2 separate regions of the Homo sapiens genome follow, and region 2 is linked to region 1. A link is an interaction called in ENCODE POLR2A ChIA-PET data of the cell type or tissue named here. Cell type or tissue: A673. All regions are shown on one strand.

Region 1 (4,000 bases):
AAAGATCAGGACGGATTTTCGGCCATGGTGAGGAGGCGGGACTTTATCTTAAACGTGAAGGGAAGCCACCTGAAGGTATGTGATCCATCATGCATTCATTCAACAGCCGTCTGTGGAATCTTCTTTAGAAATGCAGAGACACATCCTAAAGGATCCCTGTCCACAGCCTAAGGAGATGCCATAGGGGAACCTGGGGGGCTTCCAGGAATGGCCTCACCTAAACCCCTGTGTTTCACAGACATTCAGGGAAGGCCATGACCAACCCACCACCCCAGGCCACAGAGCACAAGGGCCGAGACCCCAGGCTTCCGGGCTCCTAGTCCAGAGGGGGGACTGTCTGGCTCCTCTTGTTCCATCCCCCCCACCTCTCCTTTTTGTAACCTCCCCGTCATTGTCCATTTCCAGCTCATTACCCCCCCACTCCCCTCCCTGCTCCTATCTAACTCCTCCCCCTGCTTGCACCCACTCCCAGTCCTTTACCTTCCTCTGTTCCCCACCCCCAGGTCTAGAGGGGCCCCTATGGGATTGAGGGGGAGAGGGTGTGGGCCTATGGGTGAGGGAGGATTGGGGTGGGGGTGGCTGGGTGGGGGAGGTCCCTGCTTCTCTTGCCTATGATGCCAAAATCCATTCATTGAACTCAAATCATGGCTGGAGCTGATGGGGTTGGCTGAAGCTTCTATCCCTGGTGCCCTGGATCCTTCCCCCTCCAGCCCTCCCCAAGCCTTTTCCTTGCTGTCCTTCAGCCCCACAACCCTCCCTCCCACAAGACCCCTTTGGCCTATTGCCCCCCATGCTCCTTCCCCCAAGAGTCTCTCCTACCACAACCTTCCCTTCCCAACCCTTTCGTTTTTGTTTTTGAAATGGGGTCTCGCTCTGTCGCCCAGGCTGGAGTGCAGTGGCGCAATCTTGGTTCACTGCAGCCTCTGCCTCCCAGGTTCAAGTGACTCTCCTGCGTCAGCCTCCAGAGTAGCTGGAATTACAGGTGCCTGCCACCACACCCGGCTAATTTTTGGATTTTTAGTAGAGATGGGGTTTTGTTGGCCAGGCTGGTCTCGAACTCCTGGACTCAAGTGATCTGCTTGCCTTGGCCTCCCAAAGTGTTGGGATTACAGGTCTGAGCCACTGCGCCAGGCTTCTTCCCTCCCTAATTGTCCCCTATGGTCCTCCCAAGACCCTCCTTTCCTCCAGGCTTGTCCTCCACCCCTGCTCCTCCCTCCTACATCTGCCCTCACCTGATCACTGGCTCCCACTCCTCCCCAGAACTCTCCCTCCTCCCATCCTTCCTCCTCCCCTCCCCCTCCCCAGCCAGCCCGGAAGCTCCTTCCATATTTGATGTCTCAGCCGCCCCCCATTTCACTGCTCCCCTCCCGCGGAAAACACCAGAGAGGAGGAAATGATCCCGGCGGCGTTTCTCCATCCCCCCAACAGTGAGGCTGTGTTGGGGGGTTTCCCCTGACCATCCTCTCCCCACCCCCGTGACTCTGTGTATTTCTGTCCCCAGCTCTTGTCACCGCCTGAGACCTCGCGAGACTTTCGGTCCCCCCCGCCCCTTCCCCCCAGGTTAGCAATTGGGAATGGCTGGGAGGGGGTGTCCCCAAGACACTGGGCTTCAAATCTCCCCCCAAGCCCTCCCTCCTACGATCAAGACACCTTTTGTCCAGACAGCTCCCTTAGCGTTGCCTGGAAAAGCCACAGAGCTCCCTGCGGGGGTGCAGAACCCTGCAGGCAGCCCCAGGCTTTGCAGAAACCACACACACTGTTGCTGGATCTTGAGTCCCATTAGCTGTGAGATGCCTGTGAGAGCCTTCCCGCACCCGTCAGAAGCTCAGAGCCTTCTTGGACCCTTTAAAGATGTCCCTCTCCCCAGCCCTCCGCCTCACCGCCCCCCACCCCCGACCCCGTCCTTAGAATCTTCTGGAGGAGCCTCCCTCCCCCCCCACCCCCCCCCACTGCTCCTGGAGTTCTCATCGGATTCCCCAAGGGCACTGCCAGCTTCGCTCCACTCAGCCCCCTTGCAGACCCCACCCCCTGCCTGCTCTCTTTCCCTACAACTAGGTCAGCCCCCAGCCCCGCTACGGCGGCCGCACCGTTCCCTGCCCTCTCCGCTGGCTGCTCCCACATGCATTCCACCCAGCCCCTCCCCACGCCCCTGCCGCCCACCATCCCGCCTTGCTGCCCCCCACCTTTTGCCTCAGGTGAGGGGACCAGTGGAGGGGGGGAAGGGCGGTGGACTGTGGTGGGAATGGGGCGGGGGAGGCTCGGTGGGCACCAACCTGCCTCCTAATCCGGAGTCTCTCCCCCCTCCCCGATGTCTCCCCCTTTCTCATCGATGTTGACTGACTCCCCGATTTGTTCACTTTCTCTCTCCATCTCCTTGGTCCATCTCTGTCCATCTGTCTCTTGTCATCCGTCCTTTTGTGTCTCTGTCTGCCTGACTCTGTCTGTCTTGCCTTCTCTGTCTCTCTGGGTATCTGTTGTCCTCCCCTTCCATTTCTTTCTCTCTCTGTCTCTTTCTCCCTGCCTTGGGTCTCTCTGTCTGACCCTTCCCTGCACCCCATCTTCGTGCTTCCCCCCTGTGTCTGCACACCTCCCCACCCCCCAGGTTACGAGAAATCCCGCAGCCTCAGCAGCATCGCGGGCCTGAGCGGGGTGTCCCTGCGCCTCGCGCCCCTTGCCACCCCCCCTGGCTCTCCCCGGGCCGCCCGCCGCGCTCCCCCGACCCTGCCCTCCATCCTTTAGCGCTCCCCTCCCCCCTGTGGGGGGACTCGGGGGTGACCGGGAAGAAGGTCAAAGGAGCTGGGGGTGGGGGGTGGGGAAAAGGGTTTTTTTAAAAAAAATCAAAAAGTCATTAATAATATGCAACCGAGATGACGATGCCAGCAGACACCCCCGGGCCCCTCACCCCCAACCTGGGCCCCCAGGATGGAGAGAGGGGCCACAGCCCGTCCCCCCAACTCTTCCCTCCCCAAAAAAAGCCTTCTCAGGTCTCCACGAGCCATAGGACATCCCCCTGCCATCAACTTGTGTAAATAAGTCCAAATTATGCCAGTTACATCTTGGGGCACCTCCCCCCACACACTGCATGCCTTCCCTAACCTGGAGCCCCCACTCCAAGTCCACCTCAGCAATAAGCCGCCAGGGGCCGCATGCGCGGGTTTGAGGGGCAGGCACTCTGGGAAGGGGGTGGCACCTCCCGGGGGTCGGGCTGGCCTTTAAGGTCTCCAGCCTTCCCATCCTTCACCCCAGGAGGACAACCAACCCTGTGCGTTGATTAGGAGAAAACAAACCAGAAACTAGAAACAGTGTAGGGGAAGGAGGAACAGTTACCCAAGCCCCAGATCGGAGTTGAGCTCAGGTGGCGGGAGGGCGGGGCCGAGTTGAGCTCAGGTGGTGGGAGGGCGGGGCGGGCTTTGGACCTGCTCCCTCAGCCTTTAGGAGAATTCCTCTGGTGAATTTCACCCTCTCATCCGCCCCTTCCCCCAGGGACCTGCTCGCCTCTATTCTTGCTGCATGGACTCAGACCTCCTATCCCAGAATTCCTGGGATGATCTGGCCCTAGCACACGAAATTCCCCGACTATCTCCCTCCATTCCCAGGACATGAGACCTGCACCCAGAATTCTGAGACTGACCCTGGCACGCCACATCTCCCAATCCCCACACACTCCTGCGACTTAACCTCTGCACACAGAGGCTCCCTGAACCACCCTCCCTCCCCACTCCTGCCACCCCAAACACCCCCACCAAATTCCCTGAACTGCGTCCCAGCACTTCTCAAACCTCCAAGACTTGACCCAGCTCTTTTCAGCTCAAATTCAGCCTTTGGGATGCTCCAAATCCTTCCCACAACTGACATTTCTTGGACACCCCCAAAGCCTCAGGCCTGTTCCGCACCCATATCCCCAAAGCCCTAACAGACTTGTCCAGCCCAGGTTCCCTTGATGCTAGAACTTCCAAGATAGGCGCAACCTGTCTGCAATTCCAGGGAACCAGACCCTCCC
Region 2 (4,000 bases), 520 kb before region 1:
GGAGTCCAGGCACCAGCCTCTCCCTCCTCAGACCCAGGAGTCCAGGCCCCCAGCCCCTCCTCCCTCAGACCCAGGAGTAAAACTGCTATGAACAAACGCACAATTGATGCCACCTATCGGTAAGGCCCTCCCAGGACAAAAGAAGAGAAGATGTGGGTTTTTCTGCCTCCTCCCCTCCAGCTTCCCCCAGCACAGCCCAGGAAATAAAGTCTCAGAGAAGAACTCGTCTGCGTGTGACATTCTCTTTGCTTGACGTCACACTCTCATACCAGGGTCTCACACCTCCATTTCCTCTCCCTGGGCCTCAGTTCCCCCATCTGTAAAACAGGGGTCTTGATAAAGGGGTCACAGGGATTCAGAAAAAGATACCACATCTGGGAGATCAAAACAGTGGCTTCTGGCTGGGCGCGGTGGCTCACGCCTGTAATCCTAACACTTTGGGAGGCCAAGGCAGGTGGATCACTTGAGGTCAGGAGTTCAAGACCAGCCTGGCCAACACTGTGAAACCCCAACTCTACTAAAAATACAAAAATTAGCCGGCTGTGCTGGTGGGTGCCTGTAATCCCAGCTACTCAGGAGGCTGAGGCAGGAGAATCGCTTGAACCCAGGAGGCGGAGGTTGCAGTGAGCCAAGATCATGCCATTGCACTCCAGCCTGGACAACAAGAGCGAGACTCCGTCTCAAAAAAAAAAAAAAACAAAAAACAGAAAACAAAACAAAACAAAAAGCACAGTGGCTTCTTCCAGTGCCAAATCTGCTGCTACCCAACTGTGTCATCTGAGAAAGACCCCACATAACCATCCCTCCCCAGCTTTCAGTTCCCAAGGGTAATAGGACAGACTGATAATGGCCCAGCACTCACTCAGTGCCGGGCACAGATTTCAAGAATGAACACCTCAAAACACTCCCACAGAAGAGGGAGGAGCAATTATTACCCCCACTTTATAGTTGAGGCAGCTGAGGCACAGAGAGGCTAAGTGACTTGCCTGAGGGTGCACAGTATTATGGGACAGAGGCAGAACTCAAACCCGGGCCACCTGGCTCCAGCGGCTACATCTGAATCACGTGCCGTGTTAACCGGTCTTGCAAGCCTCAGCCTGATTTTATGATTCGCACACCTGCTCCATGGGTATGACCTCATCCAACCCCTGTGAGGTCCCTCCCATTTCCACCCCACCGCAACGGAAGACCCCTTCGCAGATGAGCACCTGACACCCAGAGAGCTGATGCTTCTCACAAGGGGCACCAGGACCCCGAGAACCATTCTCTTGATTCCACTTCTGCAGCCTGGGTGACCTTCACCAGTGACCCCCGCACTCCCGTCTGCTCATGTGTTAAATGAATGAATCGTCATAATTTACTATATGCTCTGAGCTCCTAACACAAACTAAGTCGTTACTCCTCGAAAAACTCTACGAGGGGATCCTCTGATTTTAAGGATAAGAAACTGAGACACAGAGAAGAAAAAACTCTTACCAGGGTCTCCCAAAATAGTAAGTAGTGGAACAGAGATCTGCACCCATGCTGTCTGGATCCAGACCCAGCGCCCTGAAACAGCAGCTTGTCTGGTTCCAGAAGGAACGGAGGCCGTGGTGAGACTAAGTTAGAAGAGGGCCAGCACCTCATGGGGAGGCCCTTCGGGCACCACGAGTCCAGTCCCGCTCCGGAGGTGGGCAGTCTGCAGGCCCCCTGAGAAGGGGGTTTGAGGGGAGGCTTTTTCCTGCTGGGGAATCTCAAAGGGCTTAAAACTGCAGACCGAGAAGCCGGGACCTTGCCCAGGGGTGATGGGGAGCTGCAAGGGAAGGCTGTGAGCAGGGGAGGGGCGGGGTGATCTCCAAGTGCAGAGAGACCCTCTAGGGCCACGTGGTGACCGACAGGAGGCTGTCCTCCCGGACAGGAGGAGCGAGGGTCCAGAGAGAGAGGAGGACGTCTGAGCTGGAGCCAGGCCAAGGGGACAGAGAGGAGGGGACGGGGCAGAGAGAGGCAGGGGCCGAAGGGACAAGGCTGGGGACCGATGGGCTGTAGGGGATAAGGGGAGAGATGGGGCAAGGTCAGTGCCAAGGGCGTCTGGCCGAATAACTGGGTGGTCGGTGACGCTGCCCCTGAGATGAAGAACGTGGAAGAACAGGGAAGGAGGGTTTGGGGAAATAGAGCAATGAGTTGGGACTCGGTAAGTGAGAGGGGCCTAGGGACAGTGGTGCAGGGGGCGCCCAGGAGCAGGTGGCTGCCCAAGCCGGAGTTCAGGGTCAGATGGAGGAGACCTGCGTGGTTGGTGGATGAACCACGGGAGTTGATGAAAAACTCCCAGGGAACGTTCTCAGGAGGAGGAGCCGGGCAAAAGTGAGACTCAGGCCGCGGTGGGCGGGACCCAGGCCGCGGTGGAGGTGAAGGACGTCCGCGGACACGTCCAGGAGGACATCGATCGCGCGAGCCTGAGCCAGACACAGTGGGCGGGGACGGGGCGCCGACGTCACCGCGTGGGGGCGGGGCTGCGGGAGCCGCTGGCTGCGCGCCCTCCAGGGAGCCGAGCGCAGACCGGGTGCGCGCCTGGGTTCGGCGCGGCGGGAGCGCCCTCAGTGTCCCCGTCTGTATCAGGGGTGCTTCATCAGTACCTGCCTAGGCTGGTTAGGAGGAGGAGCACGTGCGATCGTGACGGGAAGCGCTCAGCACAGACCTGGCACCGAGGAAGTCCCAGGGGCTCGGCTCCTTTCCCTCGTCACCACCGCGCCCCAACAGAGGGAGGCGGCTGCAGGGGTGGCGGCGAAAGGGCCCACCGGGCGTTCCGGAGTCGGAACACTGATTCCTCTCCCGCGTGGCCTCTCGCTTCTGCAGGAACCTTGCTTGTGCTGCCTCCTGTCTGGGCCTCAGTTTCCTCCGTATTCAGCAGGAAGCCATAAGGTTATTAATATAAACACCTCACAGGGCTGCCGGGAGCCGGAGTGAGATCCTACAAAGAGAGCACTTGGCACGGAGGAGTGGCCTGCAGCCGCATTCCATAAACAGGGCTGCTCAGCTGAAGCGGTGGCCCAGGGTGAGGCCCGCAGACTTTGAGCATCAATTTGTGGGGAGGGAGGCAAAGGGACATAGGAGTTCTAGAATAGCTTCCAACCTGGGGATCTATTATGTCTGCCGGTCTGGGCTTGTAGAATGTCTGGAGACCCGACGTTCTAGAATGCATGAGGTTTCTGGGGACTCCAGAGTGCCCGATGTTCGAAGGTTCTAGAGTGTTTGGAGCTCTGTGGTTCTAGGCTATTCTAAAATCTTACCTTCCAGAGTGTCCTCCACTGCCAGAATGTCTTAGGGCCTGTGCTTTTAGAATCTGAAAGTCTGATATTCTAGAAATTCCAGGGGCCTGTAGTTCTAGAATGGCTGAATCCTTCCCATAAAGATGATGACTTTCCACACATGGGGAGAGACCACGCTTACAACAGGTCCCATCCTTCACTGGGTGACCTGAGTGAGGTCAGTCCCTCCTGTCTTGGGACCTCCTCATTAATTAAGCCAAAATAGACTCTAGATAATTGCTTGGGGCCCTCTGGGGTTCTGAGACATTGGAAGCCAGCCTCAAATACCCAAAGCCTTGGGTCATCTCAGTGATCATCTCCAGCCTCTGGGATGCAGAATCCAGATTTCAAGCTCTAGAACCCAGAAATAAGACTACAGGACCAGAATAGAGACCCTGGGTTCCCAGACTCTAAATTCAGACTCTAGAGTCAAGATTCTAGCAATCTCAGAATCGTGAAAGCCAGGTCCCTGTCTCTCAATTCAGCCTTTTAAAAATTTATTTACTTATTTATTTATTTATTTAGATTTTTCATAGAGATGAGGTATTGCTGTGTTGCCCAGGCTGGTCTCAAACCCTTCAGTTCCAGCAATCCTCCTACCTCAGCCTCCCAAAGGCATGAGTCACTGGGCCCAGCCACAGTCCAGGTTTTCAATGCAAAAACAGATTTGAAACTCCAGACTGTATGTTCCAAAGTCTACTCCTGAAAGCTCAGAG

What was found. ChIA-PET counts read pairs that join two places held together with the same protein. Peaks named below come from ENCODE experiments on the same cell type or tissue, not always from the same donor. Only the 100,000 strongest peaks of a DNase experiment are listed, where the experiment ranks them.
Region 2: POLR2A ChIA-PET joins it to region 1 with 6 read pairs; 2 of 35 experiments call an interaction of 5 or more read pairs at or near these places.

What each region holds. Positions count from the first base shown.
Region 1 is chr19:50,313,593-50,317,592 of GRCh38, reverse strand. KCNC3 (potassium voltage-gated channel subfamily C member 3) reads left to right here. Exons shown (of 5, transcript NM_004977.3): 5 at 1,502-4,000. Among named protein-coding and RNA genes, the nearest start is that of KCNC3, 14 kb to the left of the region's middle. RefSeq lists a silencer at 1,134-1,314 and an enhancer at 3,960-4,000. In A673, a CTCF peak has its summit at 1,694; a DNase peak (open chromatin) is centred at 1,612; H3K4me3 peaks cover 1,084 bases; H3K27ac peaks cover 861 bases; H3K27me3 peaks cover 1,008 bases.
Region 2 is chr19:50,834,608-50,838,607 of GRCh38, reverse strand. All of the region lies in intron 2 of LOC105372441 (a long non-coding RNA gene), which reads right to left. Among named protein-coding and RNA genes, the nearest start is that of KLK15, 3.0 kb to the right of the region's middle. RefSeq lists silencers at 60-189, 2,385-2,644 and an enhancer at 2,175-2,224. In A673, a CTCF peak has its summit at 101; DNase peaks (open chromatin) are centred at 147 and 2,477; H3K4me3 peaks cover 1,097 bases; H3K27ac peaks cover 479 bases; H3K27me3 peaks cover 343 bases.